Regions from separate parts of the Mus musculus genome. Here all the other regions are linked to region 1. The links are chromatin loops, found by intact Hi-C in ENCODE. Cell type or tissue: gastrocnemius. All regions are shown on one strand.

Region 1 (5,000 bases):
TGAAAGTGGCATTTCTAATACAGCTACACAAACCCTGACATTTCTGGAACAATATGCACAGCCTCTTCTGCCAGGAAACCTCGCATGGCAAGGCTGGGCAGCTCGGCAGAAGGTCCGCCCCATCCCCATGCTCGTCGGAAGAAGACAGTGAGGAAGAAACCCAGAAGCAACCACCATCAATGCTGCTTTTAACCCTCCAAGCCGTGTTTAAGTGGGTATGCAGCGCACACAGTGTGCAGTACCTTTACGGTCACTTAATTCTTTACTGATGGACTGACTCAAAGCAGCAAACCACGCTGCTCTGTGACAAGATCAGTTTAAATTGTCACCTTTGGCTGGGTGTGATGGTGCACCCATGGCCTTTTACACCAGCAGAGGCAGGTGGGTCTGTGTGAGTTTGAGGCCAGCCTTGGCTACAAAGTAAGTTGAGGACAGCCATAGCTACACAGAGAAACCAAGTCTCAAAACAAAACAAGACGAGACAAAACACATCACCTTTCATTAGAAACAAGGGCTAATGAGAGAGCTCAGCAGGCAAACATGTCTGCCGGTAAGCCTGACTACTACAGTTACCACACAGAGAATGGGCAAGCATGCACGCACACACACACACACACACACACACACACACACACACACACACACTCACACTCTGTCTTCTGGATATGGTTCCCACGTTAGCCCGCTGTCACTCTAGTGAAGGCGACACCGACCTTGAGCTCCTCCTCTGCCCTATAATTGCAATTCTGCTGCACAGAGCCACTGGCCGGCTGCTACAGGCTTCACGCAACTGCAGAGCCTTCCTATCCCAACTTGGTGTACAAGCTTAGCCCCTTGACTCAAGGCAAGGCCTTTACAGGTCCTCCTGGTTCCAGTGGCTAAATGAGCCAGTTTCTCCTGAGAAAGTGGAACTTCCACAAGTGTGAGGCTAGCCTGGGCTACACAGGCAAGACCCTGTCTCAGAAAACCAAAGCCCCGTAGAGGCTGCAGAGATGGCTCAGTGGTTAATTATACGTTATTGCTCTTACATCAGAGTGGCTCACAATTGCCTGTAACCTCAGCCCTAGGGGACCCATGGGCTCCATCAGCACCTTCTCCCGGCCTCCACGCGCACTTGCAGTCACCTGTCCCGGCCTCCACGGGCACTTGCAGTCACCTGCACGTGGACACGTCATTTCAAATAAAAATAAAATCGTTAAGAGAAGGTCCAGGTTCTAGACTCTTCGCATCTGCTACCTCAGTATGGAGAATGCGGTGCCCACGTCGCCTATCCATACCTGTGTTCTAGCAGTTAAGACATACGCATACATAAGCCCGAATGTGGTGCCAGGTGGCTCTTGTCCTTCAGCATGTCATTGGAACCTCTTTTAATTTTCATGGCAACATGTAAATTCTACCCACCAACACAAGGCCCTGACTTCACAACTAATTGTCCTAGACCCTAGGATGTATAATAATCTGCAAATACAATGTGACACCAGGCTGCTCAACTCCATGGTGCCATTACCCTCTTAGGTATCCTCGCAAAAGACAAAATGACAGCAAACAAACAAACAAACAAACAAACGAAAACTGGGTGATCTTATTAGGAAGAAAGAAAACCTGTTGTGTTTTGGCATCTAAGAACTGGTCCTAATTGAGCAACTACACACACAGGTAGGGCTCTAAGACCTGTCTGTGCCCCACCCTTAGAGAAGAAAGGTGTATCTCCAGTATCTTTAGAGACCTTAAAGCTAGCAAACAGGTGTTCTTCTCCCACTGATAAGGTCAGACAGTTTAGCAGCTTCCTAACAACACCTCAGATCTATCCCATAAGATGCTTATCTTGCCTCTCACACCCCCAGGTGTGGAAGGAAGGAGCCCAGAGGCTTTGAGGCCTCGAAGGTCTAACCCAGCCTCGAGGAGGCGATGCTTCTCACAGGAAGGACGCAGACCACACTCCTTTCTCAAGTTACGAGATCATCTTCCCTCTCAATTACTCATCTCCACAGATGTGCAGTTTTTGGATTTGTAGTACGTACTCTACTCACACCTGACTACATTTATTGGTTTCAAACCCCAGAGCAATATGTAAAGCAAGATGAATGATGCCCGGAGCCTCCCAACTGTTAGTAAGAGCTTCAAGGGGAAGCCAGGTGAGGCTGTGTATGCTTAGATCTCGGCACTCAGGATAAAGCTGATGCCGATGCAAGAGGATGCCTCAAGTTCAAGGCCGTCCTAGGCTCACCAAGAGTTGGGAGCAGCAGCTTTGCATGCCTGTGTGATGATGGTTAAGTTGTTCATTATAGTTAAACGTTTAACAGGGAAAGACAAAGAAAGGTCGGGAAGAAAACGGAGCACACCAACACACATCGGATTGCCTGTGCAAAAACAACAGCAGCAATTCTTCTGTACCAACTACCCTGGCCATTGCTTTGGGCTTTATGGTTTCTGGTGAGGAACCAGGGAAGAGGGGTACAACTCTTGGCAGAATAGCTGGCCTAGCACCACAAGGCCCTGCCTGGGTTCAATCCCTCCTACTTGAATTAAAGTTAATATTTAAATCAGGATAGAATGAGAAGAGAACTACCACTGTGCCTTCCACGTAACTAACACGTAAGCTAAGACCTGTAAGAACTGGGATCTTTAAACTTGGTTTGCAGTCGCTGTTATCCAGGGACAGTGCTCTGCAGTTATCGTTATCCTTTTTTTAAAGCTCGTTTTTCTTCTTTTAAAACAGAGTCTCACTATATAGCCTCGGCTGACCTAGAGCTCTACCTGCCTTCCAAGTGTTGGATTGCCAGGTGCATACTACCACATCTCCTTCATTTTTCAAAAGGGATTCTGAAACCAAAGACGCAAGTCTTTTACTTACCACCCTAGCAGCAATTCTAAAGAGAACCAGTAGGTGGCGCACGAAAACAGGCTTTGGAGCCTTAAGACGCTGGCAGAAGATTGGCGTTGTACGCCAGCCTTGGGGTCTTTAAAACCTTGTGGGTTTTAACCAAGCTGAGGAATCTTACTAACCACTTTATGTAGGCATTGCAGAAATGAGAAAGCCTCGAATGTGGTTGTTTCTTTACATCTTAGTTCTGTTTAGCTAAACACTCTCAATCTGAATTAGGCAATGCCAGGGGGAAAAAAAAACGGCACGGGGGGGCAAAACTTGTTTTGTTTTGTTTTTTTTTTTTTTTTTTTTTAGAAGTTACTGAGGTGCTTTAAAAAACCAACAATATAGGAAAAACCAGTTTTCCCCCAAATAATTTCCCATAATGGGGACAACTGGGTTATTTTGTGGGGAAGGGCTAGTCAAACCGAATTTTCATTGAAAAGTGATGTGCCTTCGGGAGCCCTCCCCTCTTCTACTTTTGACTGCAGATTATCAAACCAAGGGTCAGGTTTCTGTCAGCATGTAACTGTAGAAGTATATATTAGAAGCCTGGAGAATCATTTAGGCGACTTCTAGAAATGATACAGCTCTTACAGTCTGTGAGGCTCCCGGTACAACTACTTCCTAAGGGAGGCAATGAATGGAGGTGGAGGCTAACTAGAGCCAAGAGTTCTGTTTGCTGAGGACAAAGCAAGACTTGCCTGACATTCCCTCTCCTCTCTTCAGGCCTGACCCTAAGGCTTGCCCCAATTACCTGCTCCCTTCAAAGGGGAACCTCAGCCAGGTGTCCAGAGAACAGACTACTTAGACAACCCAACAAGCAACAATCGCCAGCACCTTCTTCACGCTCCCAAGCGAATTTTCAAAAGAGGAAGTAAGTATGTTGCTAGTCCCCACCCTCACTCTCCAAAGGAACTGACAGGGTAAAGATCTGAGCTCGCTGTGGATCTTGGCCAGGAGGGCAAGCGCCGTCCCTGGAGCTGAACTTCCTTTGTCGAGAACCCTTTCTTTACATTTCCTTAGCAAACTTTCTGAGCGCTCCCTGTGACCGGTACTACAGGAAGTACCATGCAATGGCCTGACCAGAAACGCAGAGGGGCAGGCACCCTAAGCCAGGCTTGCTTAGCGGGGCTGGCACCTACCTTGGAAGGGTGCCCACTTTTCACACCACCCAAGGACTCACCCACCTCACTCTTCCACTGTTGACCTGAACAGAATTCCACCGGATATTTCCGAATCTGTGCCTCTCATCAATTATTTCTGCATTAACGTGTTTTGTAAAAGGGAGAGGTTCATTGCTTGGCTTCAGATGGGATGCAATGACCCAGGGAGCCGGCGATCCGCCCTCCCCTCTCCGTGAACAAGCCACCCAATTTTACTTTTCTGCCTCCACCCATCGGCTCCACCCCATGGAGAGTTGCCAGGGCGAGTCCAACTTGTCCAAACAGGACATAGCTTCAGATAAGATTCTGCCCACACCCAGTACTTCGGAAAGACCAAGTGAAGCAATTGATTTTACATGTAAATAAGGACAGGTGGAGAGGCAGGGACGGGGCAGACTCTCTCCAGCTTTCCAACCCCCCCCCCCCAAACCCTCCCCCGAGAGCGCCGGTAGGGCTGCGGAGACCCAAATGTATATTACTCTCCAGGCCGGCTCTGACGTTCAAGGGCACCTGGTTGGTACTTGGGTTACACATTTGTTTTTCCTCCTTTATGCTCGCTGACAATTCTGTGTTTCAGTTTTAAGGGCAAGCCACCCAAGATCAATTGAAAAATACCCACAATGTCTTAGTCCTGCTGTGTACACAGCTCCAAAGGCCTCGCCTAAGCCCTCCCGGTTCTCCTCGGTGAGGCCTTACATAATCAAATCCAGAAAGGCTGCGTGAGGCCACGGGGCCTCTCATCTGCCTGGCTCACTAGGTGCCCTCCCTATCACTGGAGACCCACCTCACTCCACCCTGCTGGGCCTCCACCCATGGGGCCCCACCCTGCAGGGAGTGGGAAGGCTGGGAGGGACCCGACTGGCTCCAAGCTGAAGCCAGTTCCTGGAAATTCCACCCTGAACCAAGGATGGCTGGAACCTTAAAAATAACCAGAAAGAACTGTCAGGGTGGTGTAGTTCCCAGTGCAT
Region 2 (5,000 bases), 310 kb after region 1:
CTTACAAGGAGAGGGCTTTGTTTGGGCCCATGGTTTCAGAGGCCTCAATCCATTATGGTGGGAAAACATGGAGGGATATCTTACATCATGGAAGCCAAGAAGGGGGGCAATGCTGGCATTTTACATTTCTCTTTCTCCCTTTTATTCAACCCGTGCCCTGTGGGATGGAGCCCACCACATTCAGGCTGTCTTCTCTCCCCATCCTCCTTGGACGTATCCTGGCAGACACATCCAGGGATGAGTGTCATTGCTACTTAGGGGATTCTAAGTCCAGTCAAGTCGATGAGGCAGATTAACCATCAAACAAGACACCAGGTCCGTCTGTGACAATGTGTGTGTCTATATGCTACTCAGGTATCACTGTATTTTAAGGGCAAGAGCCTGAAGGATGGAGAGCTAGATATCATTGCTCTCTACTTTAACGGGGCCACCATTTATCCATTTCTTTCTCTCTTCTCTTTTCTTTATTTCTGTCTTCTTCCTCCTCCTCTTCCTCCTCCTCCTCTTTCTTTTTCTCCTTTCTTACTCTTTGTTGAGACAGGTTTTTTTTTTTCTATGTAGCATTGGCTATCCTGGAACTTGCACTGGAGACCAGACTGGCCTTGAACTCACAGAGATCCAACCTTCCTCTGCCTTTAGAGTGCTGAGATTAAAGGAGCATGTTACCACTGCCTGGCCGTTTGTCCACTTCTATCTGGCTACCCCCATTACTTCTTTGCATTTGTTTGTTTGTTTGGTTTGGTTTTTTTGCATAGGGTTTCACTATGTAATACAACGTGGTGAATGACCAGAATCTTGATGGATCTTGGTGAATTCTTTGATGAATCTCCAAGAAATTCACGGGCTCTGCCATAATTCACGGGCTCTGCCATGTGAGTAGCACCTACAGGTGCCTGAGACCCAAGCCTGTACCATTGGAGAAGCCAGAACTAGCGCAGCTTCCAAGCCTTGAGGTGGTCTCAGGAAGTCAACGGGAGAAGTCCTGTGCTGCTTGCACTCAGGGTGGCCCTTTGTCCTGCTTGCTGAGTTCTCCTTTCTCAACAGAAGCCAGCAGCCAAGCCTGGCTCCTTCATGAGATTTTTTTTTCCTCCCTTGGATGCAGCAGAGACCTCTTTCTACAAGTCCCAGAACTGTTTTCCCGGCTTTACAAACGAGGAAGCATGAATCTCTGTAGAGAAGCCTGCAGCCACTGGTTCTAAATGTTGAAGGAGAAAAATGAATGTATTCTTAGCCTGGACCTGCTAAGGACAGACCATGCACTGACACTTCCTGCCGGGTGCACCTTTCCTCCTCTTGCACACATGCTCCCCCTGCTGCCGGAAGCTGGAAGTGCGCCCGTGGGTGGGGCTGCGAGGACCACCTTAGCCCATGTTAATGCCCGCGTCAAAAAATTCCAAAGGAGTGACCAAAGACGAAATCATAGTCTTAAGATTCTTCCAAAGGTTCCGAATAAAGCTTTTCTTTTTCCATATCAGACATAGGCTTTGTAATAAAGGATGAATGTACACCTCCGTACCCTTCCTTAAAGGGTTAAATGAACGCAAGGACTTCAGGGTTAGAGTCGGTCACAGTTCCAGGATTTGATGAGCCTCGGCTTCTTTACCTGTACTTTGAACACAGTGACATTGTGCATCTCACAGCATAATTGTGGAACACATCCATGAATAGGAGTGTGCTAAATGTTATAACATAAACAAAATTACTGTGTGCTGTCTCTTCTAACATCCTCTTTCCCTCTCCTGCCTCCCCCTCCTTTCCCTCTCCTTTCCTCTTCTTTCTATCCCAGCTCCTCTTTCTCTCCCATTTTTAAAAACATATTTAAGTGGACATTATTTTGAAGCAGCTTAACCCTCCCACACCCCAAAAGGAAGGAAGGCAAAGAAAGTTCAGCCACAAACCGGAAGTAACAGAAAAAAAAAAAAAAGCCAACCCGTATCTCTGGCAAAACAGTAAAAAAGTGAAAGAAAGAAAGGAAGAAAGAAAAAATAAAGCAGTTTTAGGCTTTCGGGAGATCAAGTTCTATTTAGCTAACATGGGTTGCCAGCCTGGCTTGACCCCCTAAGTAGGGGGTTTTAGAGATGACTGGATAATTCTTGACCTCCGTTTGACCTCATAAATAGGAATTCTCATTCGGCATTGTAGGAGCTCTGGAGCTAGTAGGTTCCTGCCTTTTTAAATGTAGGTCTCTCCTCCTTTTCGCCGGTGGCAGTGGGCGGGCATGGGCTCGCGGCAGGGAGGGGCCGCCACGCCTGCGCCCTCCTGGGAGCCGCCCTGCCCTGCTGCTGCTGCTGCTCCTGCGGGCAGCTCAGGGCCCCGCTGGCTCCCTCCCTTCCTCTAGCAGCTCTGCCACGTGGTAGATTGGCTACTTCTGGGAATGTGAGAAAGCACTCCAATGAGGGCCATACCAAGAACTTTACAGCTCTATAAATTGTGTTAAACTTTCCTTACAAGCGTCTGTTTAGAGGAGACGAACCCTTAGATATTCTCTATAGCACAAGAAAACAGGGGCGACGGGACCAATCAGGACAGTGCTGGCTGTTGTGCTTGCTTAGTTCTTGAAAATGTTATAGCATTCTTTTGTCTTTTCCTTCTTGGGGGGTGGGGGGTGGGGGAGCGGTTTAAGGTAAGGAGGGGAGGGTCTAAAAAAGATGCGGGTGAACATCACCTCACCAGCTTTCATGGAAGTTTCTGCCCTAGGACTGAGGAAGAAGACAGCAGCCTTTCTGGCCCTGAACTTCTCCAAGTAAAGTGCTTGGGGAAAGGGGACCTATGTCTCTCTTTAGAGTAGCCCAAGTATATGGTACAGTGACATGGAATCAAATAAACGCATTCTTAAGGTTGGATCTTGCCACGACTTAGGCTGTGTGTTTTGAAACCGCTTAGCCAATGACCTCCCACTGTGCATGTGCAATGGAAACCTCTGTGTGTGTGTGTGTGTGTGTGTGTGTGTGTGTGTGTGTGTGTGTGTGTGTTGACCATGCGCCTGTCAACAGGAGAAGTCAGCCTGTGGTATTGATGGGAAGAGTGAAGAGGGCAAGGCCACAGAGCTGGTTTCCTGGGAAGGCCAGCCTAGGTCAAGGTCTGAATGCCGTATTCGGTACCAGTGATGATGGGTCTGCCAGCAATCCTTCATGGTAAATTAAACAACTGGCATTTGAAAACATAAGTCAAAATAAACATTTAACCTATTTATTATGTATTTATTTTACAAATTACACTGGGTGTGTTTCCAATGCAAAAACACACACACACACACACACACACACACACACACACACTCGGGTACCCTCTTAAGTAGAGAGCACATTTTAAATTAAAATTTTATTTTAATAGGTCATTTATTTCTACAATTCAAAAGTCAAATTTTAGAACACACTGTACCTGAAAGGTCTTGCCTAAACCTCCCTCACATCATCTGATTTCTTCAGGTTCTTTTTTTCCTTCATCGATAACCATTTTTTTAAATGTTACTTGTTTATGAAATTCTTGTAGATTCAGAGCCTGACCGTAAGTTGAGTCGCACACGGTTATGTTTTGAATTGGGTCTCTTTAAGTGGTATCTGGCTGGCCTAAACAACCTGCCTCTTGCCGGGGACCCCCAGGGACCACCGAGGACCCAGGAGATGGGCTACAAGAAAGAGAACCTGAGAGTTGAAGCTGCTATAGGGGAATAGGGTGACTCCATATGTTCTTCAAGAATCCAGCCAGACGAGGCTGGTTCGTCGAGTGAGTCCTGGGATTCTTGCCTGCTACTGATGGGAGTTGCTGGCTAGCTTCACAGGGAAAAGCTGTCTCAGGGGAGCTGCAAGGAAGCCCGGGACAGGTACAGGTCAGATCACACAGATCCAGCCCTCCCACAGCTTAAGGGTTTGCTCGGAAGAAAGAACCCCATACAGAGCTGGACTCTCCAGAGGTTCTCCAGCTTGAACAAGGCCGATCAGCTGGCAGGCAGGGGTAGGCTGCAGAATCAGCTTTTTGTCTTGTTTGGACTTCTGCCAGGTCTGTTGCAACAAAGTGCAGCCAAGGGCAGAAGTTTCCCATTTTGGGGGTGATAGATGCTGGAAAGCTGAGAGTCTGTGCACGTCTGAGGCTTGAGAGTGATGATCTGTTCCAGAACTTTCTCCTTGCCTTGTACTTACTTGTCTGATTTCTGTGTCTTCACCCTTTTGTGTTTGTCTGGATTCCCAAGGCCCTGGACTAGGATCTACCCTAAGTGCTTCATTTTAACTTCACCTTTGTAAAAAGAAAACACAAAAGCACCACTTATGAACAAAGCTACATTCTTGAAACATTGTTCAAAAATTACTTATAAACAAAGCTACATTCTTGAAACATTGTTCAAAAATTTATAGAAACATCTTGCATGGAAGTGAGGATACTATTGTGGTTTGAGTGTGCCTCCCCCTCCCCCCCCCCCAATTTCATGTGCTGAGAGCTTTCCCTCCATTCATTAGTTGGGGGCATTGGGCTTGATACTAGATCATTAGGACAAGAGAGTGCTGCACTGCAGGAGTGGGTTACTAGGGCAGGAGTGCTAGACTTAGTAGAAAAACACGACTGGCCTCTTGTTCACATGGCTGTTCCCATGCAATCTCTAGCTCTTCTGCCTTTTGCCATAGAATGACCCAGAATGAAAAGCAGCCCTTGATGAAATACCTTTATCAAGGAGTCCCTGGCCTCTAGACAGTGAAAAAAAAATCTCTCTTCTTAAAAGCTGCACAGTCTGAAGAGGACAGTGGTGGTTCATGCCTTTAATTCCAGCACTCCGTAGCTAGGGAGGTAGGAAGATCTCTGAGTTTGAGGCCAGCCTGGTCTATAGGGTGAGTTCTTAGACAGCCAGGGCTTTACAGAGAAGCCCAGTCTTGGGGGGGAAAATTACCCAGTCTGTGAGGATTCTGTTAGAGCAGCACAAAATGGACCAATAGACTCTAGCCTTTACTTTTTGCTTATTGTTTTTGGGACAAAGTCTCATTTCATAGCGCTGCTGTCCTGGAATTCAC
Region 3 (5,000 bases), 430 kb after region 1:
CTCCCACCACACCTCCCCACCGTGATGGTCCACACCTTCAAACTGAGAGCGGAAATAAACCCTTCCTTCCCTAAACTGTAGATGTTCTTACAGTAACGAGATGAGCAATGAACAGGCCATTTAAGATTAGAAAACATTGCCGGGCGGTGGTGGCGCACGCCTTTAATCCCAGCACTTGGGAGGCAGAGGCAGGCGGATTTCTGAGTTCCAGGACAGCCAGGGCTACACAGAGAAACCCTGTCTCGAAAAAACCAAACCAAAAAAAAAAAAAAAATAGAAAACATCTTTCAATGCTTCAGTGTCCCCAAGCAACTGTGGTGATTTTTTATTTTATTTTTTATTACTTTACTTTGGTTTATTTCCATTTAAATAATAAAAAAAATCTGTCTGTACTAAGTGAATTCTCATCCTTCTGACTGAATTGGTAAACCTCAGTGACACTGTGGGTGAGCTAGGACTGACAAGATGGCTGAGGAGGTGAAGACACCGGTCACCAGGTCTAACAGGCTGGGTTCTGTAAATCCGCAGGGAACAAAGAAGGAACCAACTCACTTGGGCTGCCCTCTGACCTCCACCCTGAGCCTTGGTGCACTGTTTGAAACTGATTTGTAACAGAATATCTACTAAAAAAGTTTAAGGTTACTAAGTAACTATAAAACTAATTTTCATTGAGCTAATCTGACAAAATGGCTTTAGACCAAGAGTAGGGCTTGTTCCCTAATTGAGTAATTAAAACTGATTCCTTCTAAAACAGAAGACCCTCTGGAAATGGAGGAAGTGTTTTAGGCTGAAGCGAACTGGTAGGAACTGAGAGGATCCCCAAACATGCATAGTGGAAACTCATTCAGGGTTCTCCGGCTGACTTCAGGCAGGGAGAGTGCTCCAAATCCCTTCCAAATGTGGGTCTGATTTCCCTGGAACTGGAAAATCGCCTTTAACATCAAACTGATCCCTTTGCTCCACAGTCTCCCGTTGAAAAGGGAGACCATTCCGACCAACCAGCTTTTCCCAGCCCCACCCCAGCTCCCACAAAGGAACTTAGTGCCGAATCTAGCACAGACCTCCTCTCCAGGGAATCCCAGAGGCTTGTGGGGTGCAAGAGTATAGATTCCAATCTCTGTCATGGCTTCATGGACCTCACCCACAGCACTTACAAAGTCATATGTATGTGCTATGCTCAACTTAAGTGGGATCTGTCCATATTTTCACCAAAAGGGCATCGATTCAGATTTCCCAAGACCCTCGCAATCTCTAAGAAACTTCAGTTGTCCATGGTGTTTTCCATTGGCACATCCTATCTGTACTGGCTAATTTTGTGTCAACTTGACACAGCTGGAGTTATCACAGAGAAAGGAGCTTCAGTTGAGGAAATGCCTCCATGAGATCCAGCTGTGGGGCATTTTCTCAATTAGTGATCAAGGGGGAAGGGCCCCTTGTGGGTGAGACCATCTCTGGGCTGGTAGTCTTGGTTCTATAAGAGAGCAGGCTGAGCAAGCCAGGGGAAGCAAGTCAGTAAGGGACATCCCTCCATGGCTTCTGCATCAGCTCCTGCTTCCTGACCTGCTTGAGTTCCAGTCCTGACTTCCTTGGTGATGAACAGCAATGTGGAAGTGTAAGCCGAATAAACACTTTCCTCCCCAACTTGCTTCTTGGACATGATGTTTGTGCAGGAATAGAAACCCTGACTAAGACACTATCAGCAGACGATTAACTAATTGATTTGGAAGTCAAAATTAAGTTTATACTGATTCTTGGCTGAAGGAACCCTGGTAATGTTTCCTGGCACCTGAGTTTACTTATCTGTAAAATGGGTTCATTCCCCTCTCCAGGTGGTTTCAAAGGATAAATGAGGCAGTATAGATACGGTACTTATTAAGGTACTTCTCAGAGCCAGGCCTGGTGGCTTGTGCCTGTAATTCTAACACTCCCAAGTCATCCTGGCTACACAATGAGTTGCTGGCAAAGCTTGAACACTATACAATGTAAGTATAGCATACCTCAAAACAAAGCAGCGACAAATTCCAATGGTTGACAGGAGGTGTAAAGCAATGTTTATGAACAGCAGCTGTTGTTCTTCCGGCCGCTGCTGTTGAAGAAGAGGTCACAGGGACCCATCTAGGAGGGTTTCAGAAAAGAGGACACAAACTGGTTAATGGGAAGGCCCTGCTACAGATCCCTGTCATTGGATACTTCCCACAACAATGTGTAGCTTAAGTAGGATCAGTCACCTGGTGGTCAGATGTTTCCAAGTTCCTGGGGGTGAGACCGTGCTCTGCTGGGGAGCCCAGGAACGCAGCCTGATTTCCTGGTTCAAAAATCACACCTGTGAAATTCTATCCAGGTGGGAAATTCTTCTGCCCTGAGACTCCTGAAGCCATGGTTCATTATCAAGATATTTTTCCAGGTCACTCTGAGGTCACCTCCTTAACTAATACCACAGTCTGGGAGGATAGCCACCCAGGTCAGCTTCAAGGGCTTTTGCCTAAAATTCCACAGTAACACCTCTTTCATTGACCGTTTACTATGTACCGGTTACAACACATATGGCGATATGGGCATCTATTTAAGACTCTCCAGGGTCTAGCTACAAAAATCTCTAGCAAAAGACCAGAAACTCAGGCGTGGCAACTAACCCAGTCAATCATCTGAGAATACAGCCAGCAGGCAAAAGACCCAATATTCCAGGTCTTTCTGACTCTGGTGCCTGTTACCATCAGGCTAGATGCCACTGTTAATGCAATATTCCTCTCCCCTGTCACCTGTGTTTACACTTGTCAGGGAAGCAAACAGGGTTTAAGAATCTCATTTTTCTCCCCCGCTGAGGACACAACACAGCCTGTGGTCACGAGTCAGGTCCTTCATGGCTCTACATTCTCCAGAATATTCTCCAGCCTTTCTCAGATCACGTCATATCTGCTCAGGACACAATATAATAGCCCATATTTCCATTTCTCTAGTTTGGCTAAGTGGCCACGTTTCTGAAACACCTGGTTGGAGCAAGAGTGCCACCTGCTGGAATATCTGGGTCACTGCCAACACTAATTCCTCCAGGCAGAGAGGGCAGGCCAGCAGGATGGGTTTCAGGAAAGCGGTGTGAAGCCCTTACTTCCTGGACACGTTCCTGGACAGCTCCAAGAACTCACTCAGCAATGTACAGGTCCAGATTTCACGGAAATTACCAGGGATTGCTCAAATACAGGTCTGAGAGTTTGAGTGTGTTCCTTGGGTTCAAAGCCCAGGCCTGGGATCAGGAAGATAGAATGCAGAACCATGGTAGTATAGGGTTGTAGTCTTATCTTTCTGTAACAATTTAAAATGTTGCTTGTCAGAATCTTTTGGTATTCACTTTGATGTTTTCAAAATAGGGCTTCGCTTATTTACAGACTTTTTGGAGGCACCCCTTTTTTCTTTTTCTTTTTTCTTTTCTTTTTTTTTTCTTTTTTTATTTTTTTGTGCTCATATTAACACCTCTCCTCCCCATCTTGTGCTTGCCGGATAAAGTCATCCCTGTTCCCCATCAGGCTAAGGCCAAACAGGGGGCTGCCAACCTGGACTGGATGAACAGCTAGCGGCGGGGTTGTCTGGGAAATGTTGAGATTTTATGAAGCAAGTATGTATATTTTCCGCGGTGATGGTTTATCATGCCCTGACTAGTCTCCAGGAAAGCCATGACTTTGTAAGGAGTAGTCTTTACAAAAATCTTCAGGCTTTATCAAGCAAACGGAAGATAGCAGTGGCTATAGCTGTAGAAACAGCATGGTCGCCCTGACAGAGACCCAGGCATTTGCCAGTGTGCATTGTTTTTGGACGCAGGTTGGTTAGGGGAGTGCCTCTCCCAGATAAACAGATTCTCAGCAGCGTGAGCCACTTCCTTCTTTGTCCCTGGCTTGCTGCTGCTTCCAGTCATCTCAGCCCTGTCACGGTTCTCAAGTGCAGTTCTTGGAAAGCTGCAGCCTCCCCTCTGGAATACCCGCTCATCCACCGAGGGCCTTGCATTCTCCTGCAAGATCATTTCTGTGCCAGCCTCACTGTTTCCTGGAAGCCCTGAGCATTTCACAAACACTCCTGGTAGCAAACATCCCCCCCCCCCCCCCCCGCCCAAATTGCATTCCTATTTATCTATCTTCCTCACAATATGGGGGAAGACTTGGGAGAGCAGGCTACTAACTGTTACTCATTTTGGAATCCGTAGCACTTAGCACAGATATTGAAATGTCTCAATGAACGAGTAATTAAATTTTGATTGAGGAAACAATCACTTATAATATTTTTCCCTAAAAACATTCCTTGGCTCTTTCGGCAATATATGAGCCTTGGTAGGGTCGATTGAAAGACAGATTTCACCACCATTCTTAACATTTCTTGGAGGTGTGAGTCTCTCTGACAGTCACAGTATGTGGGTGGGGCTCAGCCCAGCTTGGCCTCTGGAGAAGTAACTGACATCCAGACCACTTTCTGAGCATGCGCAGTGCCCACTTAGCAGTAAATGGCTCCAGGCAAGCCATGGGTTTTGCTGCTTTTTGTAATTCCTCATTTGCCTCCACCCATGCTCAGAGCAAGCGAGAGAGGAGAGAGAGAGAGAGAGAGAGAGAGAGAGAGAGAGAGAGAGAGAGAGAGAGAGAGAGAGAGAGAGAGCCAATAGGGGAATTCACAGGAGAGAGTGGCCATTGGCTGAAGCCAGCTGTCGCCTGGGAACCCCACAGCTTTATTGTCAAAGACCCAAACAGGAAATTGGTTGACCCAACTCACTTCCGCATCAGGATATAGAGAGCTGGATTTCGTGAGTCGGACCCGCTAGCTTTACTCTGTTTCCTTTTGCTAGAACAAAATTCATAAGAAATCGATAAGATCTCGGGGTGACAGCTCCAACCTTTGCTTCTCCCACACACTTCAGAGGAAAGCAAGCTTGAGGCAGGAGGCTAACCCAGCTGGTTTGCTCCCACCATGAGTTCAAGGCTGCAGGGGAAACACAGGGCTGAGCCCCATAGGGCTGTGGTTGT
Region 4 (5,000 bases), 52 kb before region 1:
TAAGGTAGACAAGGGAAAAGATGGGCAAACTCCCAGTGACCTGAAAACTCCCACTAGGTCCTACTTCTTAAAGTCTCTATCCCTTCCCAATAATCCCACAAGTTGAAGATAAAGCCTTTAACTCACTGAGTCCTGGGGGCAGCCATATTCAATCCACAGCAATGAAGTTAGACTTTTAAAAATCAACTCTGGGTGGCTTCCACAGTGATTTTCCACCTGACTGACCTCTGAGATTTTTGTCAGCCATGAGTCTCCTTCAGCAGTACTGCCAAAGCCTCCTCCTTCTTGACTCAGAACACTAGCCCATGTTCTTGGGCCACTCCAGGATGCTAATTGCGCTCTCTCTCTCTCTCTCTCTCTCTCTCTCTCTCTCTCTCTCTCTCTCTCTCTTCAATTAGGGAGAGCATCCCAGTCCCTGGCTGTGATGGTGAGTGTTCATTGTCCTGCTGACAGCATCTGGAATCACCTGGGACAGGAGACCCTGGGCGTGCCTAGGAAGGCTTATCTTGATTAATGTAATAATCAATTGATTGGTTGATTAAGAAGGCCCATCTTCTAACTGCAGACAAGACAATTCCCAGGTAGGGGATTTTGAACTGCATACATGGACTGGAGCAGCAGCCTGTTTGGTCCCTCTGCTTTCCTGATCTATGTATGTGATGTGAGCTTCTTTCTTGACTTCAATGGAACCCTTCAACAGTGAGCAGAAATAAGCCCCTATTCTCTCAATTTCTCTTGTCTCACAGTAGCAGCAAAGCAACTAAGAGGCAGACTCACAGTTCTTCCCTTCTTTCCTTCATCCGCCCATCTGTTCATCTATCCCTTCATTCAAGCCCATCTGTCTGTCTGTCCATCCATCCCTCCATACAGTCAATACTTATCACATGCCCATTGTGTCAGGCACTGAGCTAAGATCTGGGCAGACAGAAACAGAAACAAAAGGCTTCTCCCCACTCTCTCACCCAGCGAGTGTAAGTGGAGAGGCTAGCTAGTGCTCTGGTGGGCATGTGGGGAGAGTTCCGGCTTAAGGAATGTCAGAGATGGCTCATTGCAGGCTTAGAAAAGGCCTGGCACAAGTTGTATGTCTGCGTGAAATTTTTCCACGCAAAATGCTCAAAAGCTGTTCCTGCCACACCATCGCCATGGCAAAATCTACCTTCTAGGCTTACCTGCCTGCTGCACTGTTTGGACACAGTGTCACCAGCCTGTCTAAAGCCTGCTCTGCTATCTGGGGAAGACCTGAACCCTGATCTGTTTTTCTTTGCTAGCAAGAGCGTGAGTGACTTCCTTCATCCCTTTCAAATGATGGTAAGGCTCCGTGATCCGAGCCAAAGCAGGAGTGCTTCACAGCTGAGTCACTGGACGTTGGTTGATGGACGATATTACTTGTGTGCTCTGTTATCTCTGCTGGAGCCCTCTCAGCGGCGCCTCCCTATTGATGACTCCTAAATCGTTAGAATTCCTCGTGGCCATGAGAGTGACCCTTGGGGGTTCAGACAGGGGAAGAAAGATTTCTTTTAGATGTCATTAGTCAAAAAAAAAAAAAATGTGATGATGCCATTCATAAAAGCAACCACCAGAGCATGCATGGGTAGCACACTCCTCTCTCTGGGTGGAGTACTCCACTTAGTATTGATGCAGCCCTTCCTCTAGTGTCCGGGACAGTCTTTCATTTACATCTTGCAGGTGTTCTGAGAGATAGGCTCTAACTTCCATCCCAGTCTTTCAAATAAGGATGGTAAAAGACAGATTCAATAACCCAAAGTCACAAGGAGCCAGGATTTGATGTCCCAGCCTGGCTCACAATGTCCCAGCTTTTTCCTCACTAAGCTTCACTACCATAACCAAGGACAGGAAGAGGAGCCATGGAGAAGAGGAGGGAGGACCTTAAAGCCCAGCTCTTGCTAGAGTCCTTGTTTTTTCCTGGGTCTCCAGCAGAGGGCACCCATGACTTAAATTATGTGGGTTCCCACTTGGAAAAAAAAAAAAACCCGGATCCTAAACCTTCCTTTGTCCATTAGTCTTGAAATATTTCTAGCGTACTAACTGAAGGAAAGATCCATGGGAACAAGTAAGTTGATGTTTCAGAATATTTCTTGGAGGACTTGAAAAGGGGGCATTTAACCAAGAGCCTAACAAATGAGGCTTATTCCCAGACACTACACTAGGAAAGCCTGCTCCCCATTGACTTGCAAACGCTTGACGGTATGGAGCAAAGCCCTGTGTTTAGTAGGGTTTGGGGCATTCAGCCTTCCACACCTGTGTGTTAGGGAGTTTTCTTTCTAGGGGTATTTGTCACATCCTTTGCAGGAAATTACCTCAGAGGGACAATCCTGGAAGGCCACACTGGAGGTCAGATACAGAACTCCCCCTTGCATAGAGTCTCTGTGAGGGGAATCTCTGCATTTCTTTACCCTTTCGGTACACACAGTTAACAATGAGTGTGATCTGTTTTTATTTTATGTTCACTGGTGTTTTGCCTGCATGTACATCTGTGTAAGAGTGCCAGATCTCCTAAAGCTGGAGTTGCAGCTATAAGCTACCACATGGGTGTCAGGAATTGAACCAGAGTCCTCCGGAAGAACAGCCAGTGCTCTTAACCAGTGAGTCATCTCTCTAGCTCCCTCTTTTTCGGTGTTCAAGACAGGGTTAGTCTTTGTGGTCCTGGACCTCTGTACTAAGCTGACCTGAACTCAGAAATCAGACTGCCTCTGCCTCCCAAGGACTAGGATTAAAGCCGTGCGCCACTCGAGAGCTTTTAGGGCAAATGGGCCAAGTTTTTTTTCTGGTTGTAAGAAAGTCCCGCCAACCTTCTGCACATGACCCAGCTACTCTGAGGAGACCTGATAATTTTGGGGGATCCTCAGCAGTCTGTCTGCTATAGTGTACTTGTATCCTATGAAGCCCATGTACGAAAGTCACAAGGTGATATAAGGTACTGAGGTCCTGAACGGGTGGGGCCGTGGTGTCCCGCCTCTTCTTGCTGGAACAATCACAGCATGAACCATCCCCATGACCACAGGTGGGCAGATACCAGATCTGTTAGTGCCTCGGTCTTGAACTTCCAAATTCCCAAACTCTCAACAACATATTTCTGTTGTTTGTAAAGGGTCTAAGTTTGCGACATTTTATTGCAGCAGTCAAAATAGACAAAGACACCCCCAAAGTGACTCCTTTTCTGTGCATCCTGTGACATAAGAAAGTGGACTCAGTGTTAACTCACAGGCTGCCCTGGTGGCAGCCTCCAGCCAGGGGCTAGGTTCAGAACTTAGTTCTTCCTCTTGTGGGCTCATCAGCAGCCCCTGAGCAGCCTGCTTACTGGCTCTGGACCACAGCTTCCTCACTAGCGAAATGAAAACAGTGAGCTTCGCCCTCAGCATGATCCACAAATAAGGTAAGGATCTGAGGCTTAGTGGGGGACGCAGGGCAAGCACTCTGTATGCCTCAGCGGCTGCATCTGTGCAAATCAGGGCTCCATGGAAAGGAACTTTGTCATCTCTCATTGCCGAGGTCTTCACTGATGTCCCAGCAATTTCTTCTACTCTGGGTGACACGACCAAACTTCAGTCTTCCCCAGGGAGCATGACACCCCTCCCTCTATCTTTCCCAAATGCAAACTCCCCCCACTTCTGGGTGGTGTAGAAATTCTGCTCACTGGAGTCAGGTGCCTAGGCACTTGTCCCTCAGAACCGACCAGCTTGGAGGTCAGCTGAAGTTCAGGAGGGCCTCTGTTCTAGTCACTGTTTATAGATCTGCCAGAGTTTGTAAGTCAAAGGCCCATTTGGGGCCTCCAGAGCCAAGGCCAAGAGGGCAAGCACACAATGCAGCCCTTCTTTGGAGGCCTTGTTTACCTTCCGGGAGCAGGCAGGGTGTGGCAAGAACTTCTGGGTGGCGAGAATTACAGGGTGTGGTGAGAATGTTGGGTGTGGCTGCCCAGGCCAGGCCTTGAAGAAAGCTGCCAAGCAACAAGGCAGGGGACCCAGTGGCCCAGGTCTGACTGACTGTGGGGAAGTGGCTGGTGGTGTCTGCTGAGGCCTGGCTCTGCGGTAGAGTAACTAATGCCCTGACTCCCTCACTTGCCAAACACAATAATAGGGTAACAGACCAAGAAGGTACTTCACTCAGCATGGCCCTCCATAGCTTTCCTGTCATGTTAAAAAGTAAGCCCCAGGGGGCTTCGTGAGAGTCTTGGTGCCCACATTAACTATTTTTTTTTAAAGATTTATTTATTTTATTTATATGGGTACACTGTTGCTGTCTTCAGACAGAACCAGAAGAGGGCATCAGATCCCATTACAGACGGTTGTGAGCCACCATGTGGTTGCTGGGAATTGAACTCAGGACCTCTGGAAAGAGCAGTCAGTGCTCTTTACCACTGAGCCAGCCCCCCCTCCCCCGCCTCCCCCCCCCCCTATTCATTTTGGGACCTTGGTGAAATGGCTGGAGATTCTAATGTGACATGTAGCATTTCTTCCATCCAAGCTTTGGACTGAGCCTGGATCCATCTAGGATCAAGTGACCAGAGACCTTCAACCATCCATGAGAATGTTATTTTGGAGACTGTAGAAGCTCTGGTAGGGTTTTGGGGAGAGATGAGTCTGACCTGGGAGCCAGGAAGCCACTCTCTATCCTCTAACTAACTCACTGGATGAGATATCCACCCGGAATAAGATCCAAGGGAGAGACAGAAATCCACTCCATAGTTTTATTGTAAAGACCACCGGCCATATATCCAGATGATGTTCCAACTGGTAATAAGAACACATGCTCCACTATGTTTATAGCAGCCTTATTTATAATAGCCAGAAGCTGGAAAGAACCCAGATGCCCCTCAACAGAGGAATGGATATAGAAAATGTGCTACATTTACACAATGGAGTATTACTCAGCTATTAAAAACAATGAATTTATGAAATTCCTAGCCAAATGGATGGATCTGGAGGGCATCATCCTGAGTGAGGTAACCCAATCACAAAAGAACTCACATGGTATACACTCAC
Region 5 (5,000 bases), 110 kb after region 1:
CAGGTCTCTAGACTGAGGACCTGTCCTTGCAGGCTCCAGCAGCCTTCAGACTTGTCAGCTGGTTTCCGGGTGGGTCTAGCCAGTGTGAAGCCCAGGACCTGGAGAGCAGCAGGAAGGGAACGGGCATTTCCCCTCTTCCTTTGTGCAGGGGTGGGATCCTTGGCAGCTTCTGTGGCTCTTCTATGAGCTCTCACCAGCCCACACGATTCCAGCTTCCTGTGAGCGATGCCAGCCCCTGGGCTCTCGTCCCATGGCTTCCCCTCTTTGTCCCTCCCTCCTAGGAGTGGCAGCGACTTCCTGCTGTGGCTAGTCTCAGGATTGCTTCATCCCCTCTTGTTTGCCTTCTGGGTTTCTTTTCATCTCCCTGCATTAAATTTCCTCTGTTTTAAATATTCAGAGCGGCTTCTGTCTTCCTGGTTGGGCTCTCACACAAAGAAACAAAAATGTACTTAAAACAAAGGCGAAGGCGGCCAAAGAATTCAGGGGAACAGGAGTTGAGAAGAAATGGAAGAAACAGGATTTCACAGAGCCTGGCAGAACACTGGATATCCAGCAGCCGGAAGGAGTTCTGTTTCGAGGCATGCATATTCAAATACAGATACTTTCCTTGAGGTCATCAGCTCCCGAAGTAAAGGCGAACCATATGCTAGATAAAGGAAAGAAGAGCAGGAGAAAGGTTTTGGGTCCTAAGACACAAGTGCCAGTCCACGGCTCGTAGTGGATGCTGTGGATGGCTACAGGCTCCGTTCTACCCCGTCCCTCACGGCAGAGCAGCTGTGTTTACATGGGACTGGTCCTGCCTTCAGCTTCTGGGTTGTGGCCTTGATTGGCCCTGGTCATGGGCTCACATGTGGACATGTAGGTCCGTGCCACTCAGTGTGTGCCATCCCCCTGACCCTCGGTAAAATGAAAGCGAAGAGGTAATGCCCCTTCAGAAATTAACTTTCAGTGGCCACCTTTCCTGTTTGTTTTTGAGACAAGGTCTCAAGTGGATACCTAAAGGGGACCTTGGCTTCTGATCCTCTCACTTTTGTCTCAGAGCGCTGGGATTACACGTCATCACCGCACCTCATTTACATGGTGCTGAGGGTTTAACCCAGGGCTTCATGCATGCCAGGTAAACTGTTACCAACTGAGCTACTTCCCTAGCCTCGCTTATTGCTTCTAATTAAAAATCAAACAAGCAGACAAACAACAACAACAACAATGAAACCCCACAAAACAAAACAAGATAAAAACACTAAAAATTAAAAGCTGGCATAAAAATAAAGGCCAATGGGAGACAAACAATGTAGAACAGAGACGGCTTTCTGGTCAACCTGTGCCTGAATCCCGCCCCACCAACAGACTCTTCCTGTTACTTGAACATCTACATTCCTTTTGCCATTTAGTATCATTTGATATGAATTTTGATTCTCTCCACAGAAGATATACAACAATGTGATTTATTGGCTGTGTGTCTTTGGGTCAGTCACTTAATCTTTCTGATCCTCAGATTAGTTATCTAAAGGAATAGGAGGAAATTGTTTTGTAGACTTGTTTGAGGGGTGCTCAATATGAAAATGCTCTCTGTACACTGTAAGCTATTATTTGAATATTCTTATGACTGCATGCGCACTATATTTCAAGTGTTAATGTGGTCCAGTACACACTCCCCCTACCAAAAAAGTGTGCCAACTCTCATGAATGCAATTCTGTTAGATCCACCTCAATGCCGGATTGTGAGTGTCTAAGATGGGGCACCAGCTGCCATTATTCCTGTATGGACAGTTCTAAGTAGTTTATGTTTGAAGTCCCAGGGCCATCTATCTAATCTTGAAAAGGTTTATTTTAAACCCCCTGTCAAGTGGAGGTGACTGGCTAACTCTCCGTGTGACACTCACACATTTCCTTGTAAAAGTGTGTGGTTTGCGCTGCCACCTGGAGCTGCTTCGGAAAGTGGGTGTGTCACATTCCTCTCCCTGCATGAAAGTTCAGGTGTGTCCAGAAAAGACCTGCTGGCCAGCTCTGCCCTCGAAGCTGCTCAGAGTTTCTGCTCAGAAGTGGCTTGAGAGCCTGAGAGAGGCACGTAGGTATGAACTTTTCAAAGGGTATAGCTGAACTTTTCAGCTGGGTTTGTCATGCAGCTCAGTTGATAGAATACTTAACCAGCACGAACACAGCTCTGGGTTTGATTGGCTGTGCTGAGTAAACCAGGCGTGGTGGGATGAGCCTGACACTCCATCACTTAGAAGGTGGAGACAGGAGGATTAGAAGTTCAAGATTATCCGTGGTTGTATAGTAGGTTTGAGACCAGCCAGCGCTATATGAGATCCTAAGTCTAAAACAAAACAAAAATCAAAGAGCAGCAAAGGACACCTTGGGAAGTAAAAGGATATTTAACTTTGTTAAAGACCAGCATCCCACTGTAGTAATAGAATATTAAAGGTAACCATTTGTCTTAGGGTTTCTATTGCAACAAAAACCCACCATGACCAAATAGCAAGTTGGGGAGGGAAGGGCTTATTTGGGTTACACTACCACATTTGCTGTTCATCACTGAAGGAAGTCAGGACAGGAATTCAAGCCATGGAGAGATGCTGCTTTCTGGCTTGCTTCCCATGGCTTGCTCCACCTGCTTTCTTACAGAATCCAGGACCACGTGCTCAGGGATGGTACAACCCCCAATGGACTGGATCCTCTCCCACTGATCACTAATTGAGAAATTGCCTTATAGCTGGATCTCATGGAGGCCTTTCCTCAACTGAAGTTCCTTTCTCTCTGATGACTAGGTAGTGTCAAGTTGACACACAAAACCAGTCAGTATGCCATTTATCCAGCTTGATAAGTTCTCAAAGCACAAAGAAGTATCATGTGCACATTTCTTCTAATCACTGGGGTATCTCACACAGGCCTGGAGCTGGGGTTGCTGATGGTGGTCTATTAGGGCAGACAGAAGATGATGGAATGGAGAGCTTGATCTCTTCCATCCAATGACTGTGTGTGTGTGTGTGTGTTTGTTTGTGTAAAACTGTTAGAGATTATTTACATTGTGAATTTCTAAGTCATATCCTGCTACGGTTCCACCCAGAGGGATAGGGCTTAAATCTGAACTTTGCTAAGAAGATTGGCAAAAAATGCATAGGTAGTCCTTAGAGAAACTGTGTGTTCACCCTCGTCAGTCACACAGCTGTCCACCTTTGTCCTTTCATTTCTGTCTCCAGCTAGAACATCAGGCTCGGCTCAACTCTGCCTCCACAGGACCTAGTGTAGCTCTCTGTGAGAGTTCAGGTAAGTATATCAGGGCCTCCTGGCAAAGCCCATATCTTGAGGCCATGGTGAGGCCAGGAACAGTCATGGGCCAGGTAGTCAGCACAAGAATTGGCTGGGCCAGAGTGCAGAAGTTCAGGGCCAAATCATGTTGGAGATGGACGTTGCATCGAGGGAGTGGTCAATAGCACTTTGGTCTCAGGACACAATGTTGAAAGAGGATCTTGTTCCATCAAAGCAGTGGGGAGGAAGGTGAACAGCAGGCCCATCTAGGGAGGGGCTCATGCACAAGGAAGGAGGAAGGAGGGGGCCAGGGACTATAAAAGGGACCAGGAAGCACTTGGCTTTGTAACAAGCACTGAACTAGAGAAAAGGGCAACATGGTCCCTAGTCTCACCTGACTGCTTCAGAGCAGAGCAGTTGCCAAGTTTGTCTGCAAACGAGATTTACCTGGAACAACACTTTTGAAATCATCGTGTCTCAATTGAGAGTTACTGAATACGACAGTGGGTATGTGTGGAGAATTTTCAAAATCCTTTTGTAACAGGAATTTTGGCATGCTTCCCCCATACCCCAATGCTAGAGCATGATCTGATCACACACACACACACACACACACACACACACACACACACACACACACACTATGTGATTACAGTGAGTGACTGAGGCCCACCCTGATTCAAAAAGAATCATTTCTTGATGGAATGTGCAAGCTTTGTGTGCAGAAGTAGGGCGAAACTACTGTTACCACTTGTGGAAGATACAGTCTAACTATAATGGGCCATTATGATATTAGAGCTTCATTGTTATCATTTAGAAGTATGTGTGGCAAATTTTCTTTTTTAAACCCTTTTTGTTTCAGAGCCAGAGTCAAACTAAGCCTGAAAGTACAATATATTGATGCTGAACATAAAACAAGCCAGACAAGATGTTGACTGTTGTTGAAGCAGGACGGGGAGTTGGTTGCTTCCTAACATTCTTTAATTTGTGTGTGCCTGCCGTTTTCCTACATGGAGGATGGAGGGTCTGTTCTGGCTGCTGACAGATGATGGTCTTCATGCCCAGCATATGTGGGTGAGACCGAGTCCTGAAGCTAGCTGGGAAAGCTAGCCCAACAATCTCAAGGCTTAGAGCTTCCTTCCCTCTTAGAGTCTCAGTTCCCTGAAGGTACCTTCCCGTATCTCACAGCCATGGCGTACCCCTCTTCTGACCTGAGACACAGCCTTGCTGGTCTGCATCTTAGCACAGAGGAAAGAGGGAAAAACCTGCCAGCTGGGTCACCAGGTTAGTGGGTTAATTACTTCTCTGGTTGTAACAAAAATGCCCGCCCAAAGCAACTTCAGAAAAGAAGGGTTGATTTGGGCCTGTAGTTTAAAGGTCCAGTTCATCGTGTAAGAATGGCCTGGGGTGGCTGGTCCAAGCCAAGGTATAAAAACAGACAGCTGACAGGAAGTGAGGCTGGACTATCAAACCTCGAGGCCCTCTTCTATTGGACACATTTCCTCCAGTGAGGTTCTATCTCCTAAAGATTCCACAACTTTCCAAAAATCACTCCTCCATTTGGGGACCAAGTGTTCAAAATCATGAGCCTAAAGGAACAGTTCGTATCCAAACCACAACAGCTGGGTTCTCATGGTCTCCAAGCGGCCCCACAGCTCCTCCATGTTCTTTGCAAGTCACCTCTGGGTTTGGCTCTCAGGTCTTTCCTGGATCTGATGGAGAATAAAGTTTTGTTGTTGTTGTTGTTA
Region 6 (5,000 bases), 230 kb after region 1:
AATGTACAAACATGACTGAATGATTATTATTAATACTTGGAGTTAAAGAATTCTTAGAAACCTGGGTAATGGATGTGACTGATACAGAAAAGTGACCACAGCACACTAAAAAAGGGTCAGTTGCCAATGGACCTTCTGTTCTGTATTTTTGAAAAACATTAGAAGAGGGGAAATGGAAAAAATATATTTTGAAATAACATCTGGGTAATAGGATCACAGGTGATATCCCCCCCGCCCCCCCCCCCGTCTTGTTTTTCCTGTTTCTCGTGACTTTTCTATGAGTATTGATGACAGGATCATCCTAAGCTGAAAACAGCAAAACTCTGAACTCACGTGGCACAACAGCTCAGCACTGTAGAGCTGATGCCTGAGAGCTTCCTGGCTCTTCCTTCATGGTTTACATGTGGCAGCTTCTGCACCCGTTATCACATCTGTATCGAATCCCTACACCCCAGTCATCACATCTGTATCGAATCCCTGCACCCCAGTCATCACATCTGTATCGAATCCCTGCACCCCTGTTATCACATTGCATTTGATCTTAGCCATATTTTCGTTTTTATCCCTACACCCCTATTATTATATATGTCTTTAACCCCTGCATGACCAAGTACTGCACATACATTCAAAGAAAGAAGTGGACAAGAAGGACTGCTAGGAGGTGGGGTGGGGTGGAGGGAAAGGACAAAAGGCCTGATTTGGGTCCTGTGACTGACCATACCTAGCTGGAAAGTGGATGGGGAGACAGAGTCTGGGAAACAGGATCGAAATCTGCCACTTTTGCAATGTCTGCCATGGCCAGCTACTGATTTTATAACCACTGGAATTTAAAAACCAGTTGTTTCCTTTATCCTTGACTCCTTCGATGTTTTCTCCTTCCCGCCACCCTCCACCTACTCAGGCTGCAACCATCAGCAAATTCACAGTCAACTGAGCCAAAAGGCTGAGGGGGAGACCAGAGAAGAGGCTGCAGCCGCCTCCTGGTGGGAGTGGAGCGATGGGCAGCGAGCCACAGGGCTGGGAACCAGCTTCTCTGTTCCGCTGACCTCATCTGGTCCTTCTGGTCCGAGGTTCTGGCTATGAATGTTTATCAGTGAAGACTTTGACAACTTCAGTAATAATATTTTCTAGGCTGTGCAGAGCTAGCCTGGGTATCTCATACAGAGAGACCTTTGGTTGCCCTCACCAAATAAACAGTTGCCCACAATCCCCACAAAGACAAGGGCTTAGGTTGCCTGGGTTCAAGTCTTGACTGGTGAGACCCTTGTGCCATGTCCCTGGACCATAAGCTGTGTTTGTTTCCTCCCCTGCAAAACAAGAATCCCCAGACTGTGCATTTCATAGGCAACTGGTGAAAGGTGGGCGGAGTCAACCTCTGTCAAGCGCTCAGAAGGCGCTTATCACACAGTGAGGGCTATGGAATGGAAAAATAAAATAAAAAAATAAGTAAACAAGAGAAAGAGCCTTAGGGTGTCTGGGTCCTGTGTGTTTGAAGCTACTTCTCGATCCATACAAAGCTGCAAGGAAGGGGCTGAACTTTTTTTCCTTTGTTCCTTGCTGGCTGAAGCGCACATGTCCTCTGTGGATTGGAGGAGGGTGCACAAGCCATACACATCTGTTGAGATGCCGGAGCAGCTGAAGGAACTCTTGGGGAGCCAGAGGCTATCACTGCCCTTACTAGAGATGGGGAACTGAGGCTGTAGATATGGGCCACAGCCACAGGCCTGGAAATGATGGAGCTGAGATTCCAGCTGGGCCTGTGACTCCCAAACCTGGACAGCCCCTATATTAAGCATAATACTTTTCCCAGACAAATTTTGACAAATCCTGAGGTTCACATTTACATCAATGCTCATTTTTAAAAGGGATCTATTTCTTTATTTTATTTTATTTTATTTTTTTTTTTATTTTTGGCTTTTCAAGACAGGGTTTCTTTGTGTAGCTCTGGCTGTCCTGGAATTTGCAGAGATCAGCCTGCCTCGGCCTCTGAGTGCTGGAATTAAAAACATCCACTACAACCAACCGGACTGGATTTATTTCTTCATATTCAACTTAGCAAGTCCAGAAGTTCAAGGCCAGCTCTGGCCAGCTGAAATAATGATTAACATCAGGGTTATCTTACAGGTCCAAAGTCCTCCCAGCAAACATCCTTTCTGCCCTTAGAATTTGTTGGTGGCCATCTCTGTGAAAGCCTCCCTCAAAGAGAAAAAAGAACTCTTGCCTGGTCGGAGTATTTTACTAAGGACTGCCATCACATCTGAGCAAACCACAGGCATTCAAAGAGGCGTCCCTAGTCCTATCCCTTTAAGAGAAAAGAAAGAAAGAATGACTCAGCCCCACCCTACCCCACCCTGTGCCTGCAAAGCTCTGGAGTCTGTGATGCCCAAGACAGAGCCAAGATAAGAAGAGTTGGAAACAAATTGAACTTAACAAAACAAAAAACAAGCCCTGTTGTTACCAGCTCCTAGGCACTTCTACCCTAAGTTGCAGTGTCCTAGGAAACGTGAACCAGGGTCACCTCTGGCCCCATTTGGGCCTTCTTCCTGGCCCCACCCCAAGCATAGCAACCCTGCCAGAAAACAGGCGCTGCCTCCATCAGCTCCCACCTCCCCCCTCCACGCATCTTTCCCCTTTTATATTGCTGGCTTCATAATGGTTTTCCTCCTGCTGCTGTGGGGTGAGAGGGTGTAAATGCCCCGGAGCAGCTGCGGGGAGCTCTCCAGTGCGGATCCTGTGGGTGGGGCCGGCAGTAGGCAGGAGAGACCAGGAGGGAGATTAGGTGAAACATTAGCCCTGGCCTTTTGGACACGGTCCAGTGTCTTTCAATGATTTCTTTGTGTGCTTTGGGTGCTGGGCTTGTTTGGCAGGGGACGGGCACCCATTAGAAGATTTCACAATGATTTGCCATGTTACAGTTCTAAACATGTCAACTCCTCACCGAGGTTAAATTTGTATTTTTACAGTCTCGTTAGACCTCCCCCCTCCCCCCAACACACCCTCCTCCCCCTAGGGAGCTTGAGGGAAAAGTACTCTAAGAGAATTAATCAAAATGACTAGGTAATGCTCTAAAAATAATAAATGTCGTTATGGGCTGGATCTCTTTCAAGTTCGAGTTCATTCTGTAAGCTTGGAGATCCACACGTCCAGTTGCCTGTCTTATGAGCTTTTTATTAGAAGAAAGTGGCCTGTTGTATAGAGACAGGTACTTTATGAAGACACATGGATGCTGCGACTCTCCCAACACTCAACTGTTTTTTTTTTTTTTTCAGCTAGATTCATTAAGCAATGTGACCTCGGAGGGGGCAAAGGGCAGACGCAGGAATCACTTCTTACCCTCTGTTCCTTCACCAGCCTTGCAAATTGGGATCTGCTACAGACCTGCTCAGAGCTCTGAAAGTAAGGGTGGCCAGGTCAGGGTCCAGATTCACCTCACTCACTCACAGGAGAGATGCTGCGTGCAAACAGCAACAGTAACAGCAATCAAATGAGCCAGTAACTCTGTATGTGTGTGTGTGGTGGTAGTGGTGTGTGTGTTGTTGTTTTGTTATCAGACAGATTCCCCCTATGGAAGCAGCTGGCTTTGAACTTGGCATCCTCTTGTCTCAGCCTCCCAAGTGCAGGGATTACAGTTGTGCAACTGTTACTATCACCATGGTTTCAAGACGCCTTCTGGGATATTAACTACAATAACAAAAAAAAAAATTGTGTGTGTGTGTGTGTGTGTGTGTGTGTGTACTCATTCTGGAGTGTGTGGAGGCCAAAGGTTGATGTCAGGGGCTTTCCTTAGTTGCCCTCTACCTTATTTTTTGAAACAAGGTCTCACACTGATCCTGGGGCTCCCTGACCCAGCTAGGCTGTCTGGCTAGCGAGCCCTAGGATACCCCCATCTCTGGGTGTCTCTGCTTCAACAGAGCTTGGATTCCAAATGTGTGCGGCCATACCTCGCTTTTGCATGGATACTGGAACGGTAAACTCAATCCTAATGCTGCATAGCAAGGAATGTATGTGTGCAACCATCTCCTCAGCCTCCTCCGCCTCTCAAGAATGTTGTTACGTGATGGGGAAAAATATGTAGCTGGGTCTTAGACTCCTACGGCCATTAAGCCTGGCTGTAACAAGATCAGATAGACCTTAAGGTGAGACTGAGAAGGAAAATCTAAATTGGAGAAAAAAGGAAACGGTGGTGATGAGTTGAATCCCTTGCCTACTTTAACTGATACAATTTTCTGGTTTTCCATTGGCCTTTTCAGTGAGTAGATGCCCCCAGATATCCATGAGCAAGGACCCTAACCACCCACAGCCCATAGATCATTTATGTGTGTCAGGCAGGGCTACTAGGTCAGAGTGATTGTGAAGAAAAATAGGAGCGAGGACTCCTGCAGCTTGATTGTGCTTGCTATTTGTGTCCAAGTCTGAGCCTGGCTGCTCTTGGGCCAAGTCACAAAGATATTTCCAACCTAAGAAATGTCATCAGGCCTGAGACTGCCCCTTAGATAATTCCTGGACCTTCATCTTCCAAAGAAAGGCTGATTGCAGTGTTATGGGTCCCAACCTTCGTTAGCCAGCCTCTATAAATCATGGCCTGGCAGAAAAGACCGGAGGGTCATGGGTAATTGAATTCCAACCAACCTTCACACCTAATTCAAGTCAACTCTCAGACCTCTTTCCTGGATCAATCTGCTGACAGAGCTGGTAAGTAACTATTGTTTTTAATTTTGAAAAAACCTCCACTGAGGGTCTATTGTGCATTTAGATTTGTGAGAGATGGAGCTATCATCTTCATTCATTCATTCATTCATTCATTCATTCATTCGTTAACTCACTCACTCAGTCAGCCAGTCCAATCTCCAGAATCCAGACTCATGAGTTAAGAGATAGTGGGAAGGAAGGGAAAGGTCACCTTGGGGTCAATCCTGGATTAAAAGAGTTCTCCAGACACCCTAACCTCCAGTCACTGCTGGGAGATAAGTCCTCACACTGTGGAACCGAAGCTTGTACTG

Evidence for each region. A loop is a pair of places that touch in the nucleus more often than their neighbours do. Peaks named below come from ENCODE experiments on the same cell type or tissue, not always from the same donor. Only the 100,000 strongest peaks of a DNase experiment are listed, where the experiment ranks them.
Region 2: it touches region 1 in a loop (11-fold over the local background); 38 of 42 quality-filtered maps call a loop at or near these places.
Region 3: a loop joins it to region 1, with 10 times the contacts of the local background. A loop is called at or near these places in 39 of 42 quality-filtered maps.
Region 4: a loop joins it to region 1, with 2.3 times the contacts of the local background. A loop is called at or near these places in 17 of 42 quality-filtered maps.
Region 5: it touches region 1 in a loop (3-fold over the local background); 12 of 42 quality-filtered maps call a loop at or near these places.
Region 6: a loop joins it to region 1, with 2.8 times the contacts of the local background. A loop is called at or near these places in 11 of 42 quality-filtered maps.

The regions. Positions count from the first base shown.
Region 1 is chr5:64,811,560-64,816,559 of GRCm38, reverse strand. All of the region lies in intron 1 of Klf3 (Kruppel-like factor 3 (basic)), which reads right to left. Among named protein-coding and RNA genes, the nearest start is that of Gm31684, 2.8 kb to the left of the region's middle. In gastrocnemius, a CTCF peak has its summit at 2,879 (motif pointing right); DNase peaks (open chromatin) are centred at 2,898, 3,941, 4,253, 4,832 and 1 more place; H3K4me3 peaks cover 3,969 bases; H3K27ac peaks cover 4,358 bases.
Region 2 is chr5:64,502,664-64,507,663 of GRCm38, reverse strand. Gm52815 (a long non-coding RNA gene) reads right to left here. Exons shown (of 3, transcript XR_003955927.1): 3 at 1,884-4,233. Among named protein-coding and RNA genes, the nearest start is that of Gm52815, 9.5 kb to the right of the region's middle. In gastrocnemius, no CTCF peak of the experiment used is centred here; DNase peaks (open chromatin) are centred at 1,314, 2,237, 3,650, 3,930 and 1 more place; H3K4me3 peaks cover 1,496 bases; H3K27ac peaks cover 3,408 bases.
Region 3 is chr5:64,380,642-64,385,641 of GRCm38, reverse strand. It overlaps Gm43837 (a long non-coding RNA gene), which reads right to left. Exons shown (of 3, transcript XR_003955925.1): 2 at 1,998-2,115. Among named protein-coding and RNA genes, the nearest start is that of Gm43837, 5.2 kb to the right of the region's middle. In gastrocnemius, a CTCF peak has its summit at 3,011 (motif pointing left); DNase peaks (open chromatin) are centred at 3,579, 3,917, 4,479, 4,675 and 1 more place; H3K27ac peaks cover 2,930 bases.
Region 4 is chr5:64,863,763-64,868,762 of GRCm38, reverse strand. No RefSeq gene overlaps it. Among named protein-coding and RNA genes, the nearest start is that of Gm31889, 13 kb to the left of the region's middle. In gastrocnemius, a CTCF peak has its summit at 1,930 (motif pointing right); a DNase peak (open chromatin) is centred at 1,934; H3K27ac peaks cover 1,924 bases.
Region 5 is chr5:64,697,188-64,702,187 of GRCm38, reverse strand. It overlaps Gm26761 (a long non-coding RNA gene), which reads left to right and starts at 2,780. Exons shown (of 4, transcript XR_868446.2): 1 at 2,780-3,759. In gastrocnemius, no CTCF peak of the experiment used is centred here; DNase peaks (open chromatin) are centred at 205, 817 and 2,607; H3K4me3 peaks cover 931 bases; H3K27ac peaks cover 1,350 bases.
Region 6 is chr5:64,577,622-64,582,621 of GRCm38, reverse strand. No RefSeq gene overlaps it. Among named protein-coding and RNA genes, the nearest start is that of Gm3716, 31 kb to the left of the region's middle. In gastrocnemius, a CTCF peak has its summit at 974 (motif pointing left); DNase peaks (open chromatin) are centred at 994 and 2,637; H3K4me3 peaks cover 790 bases; H3K27ac peaks cover 4,271 bases.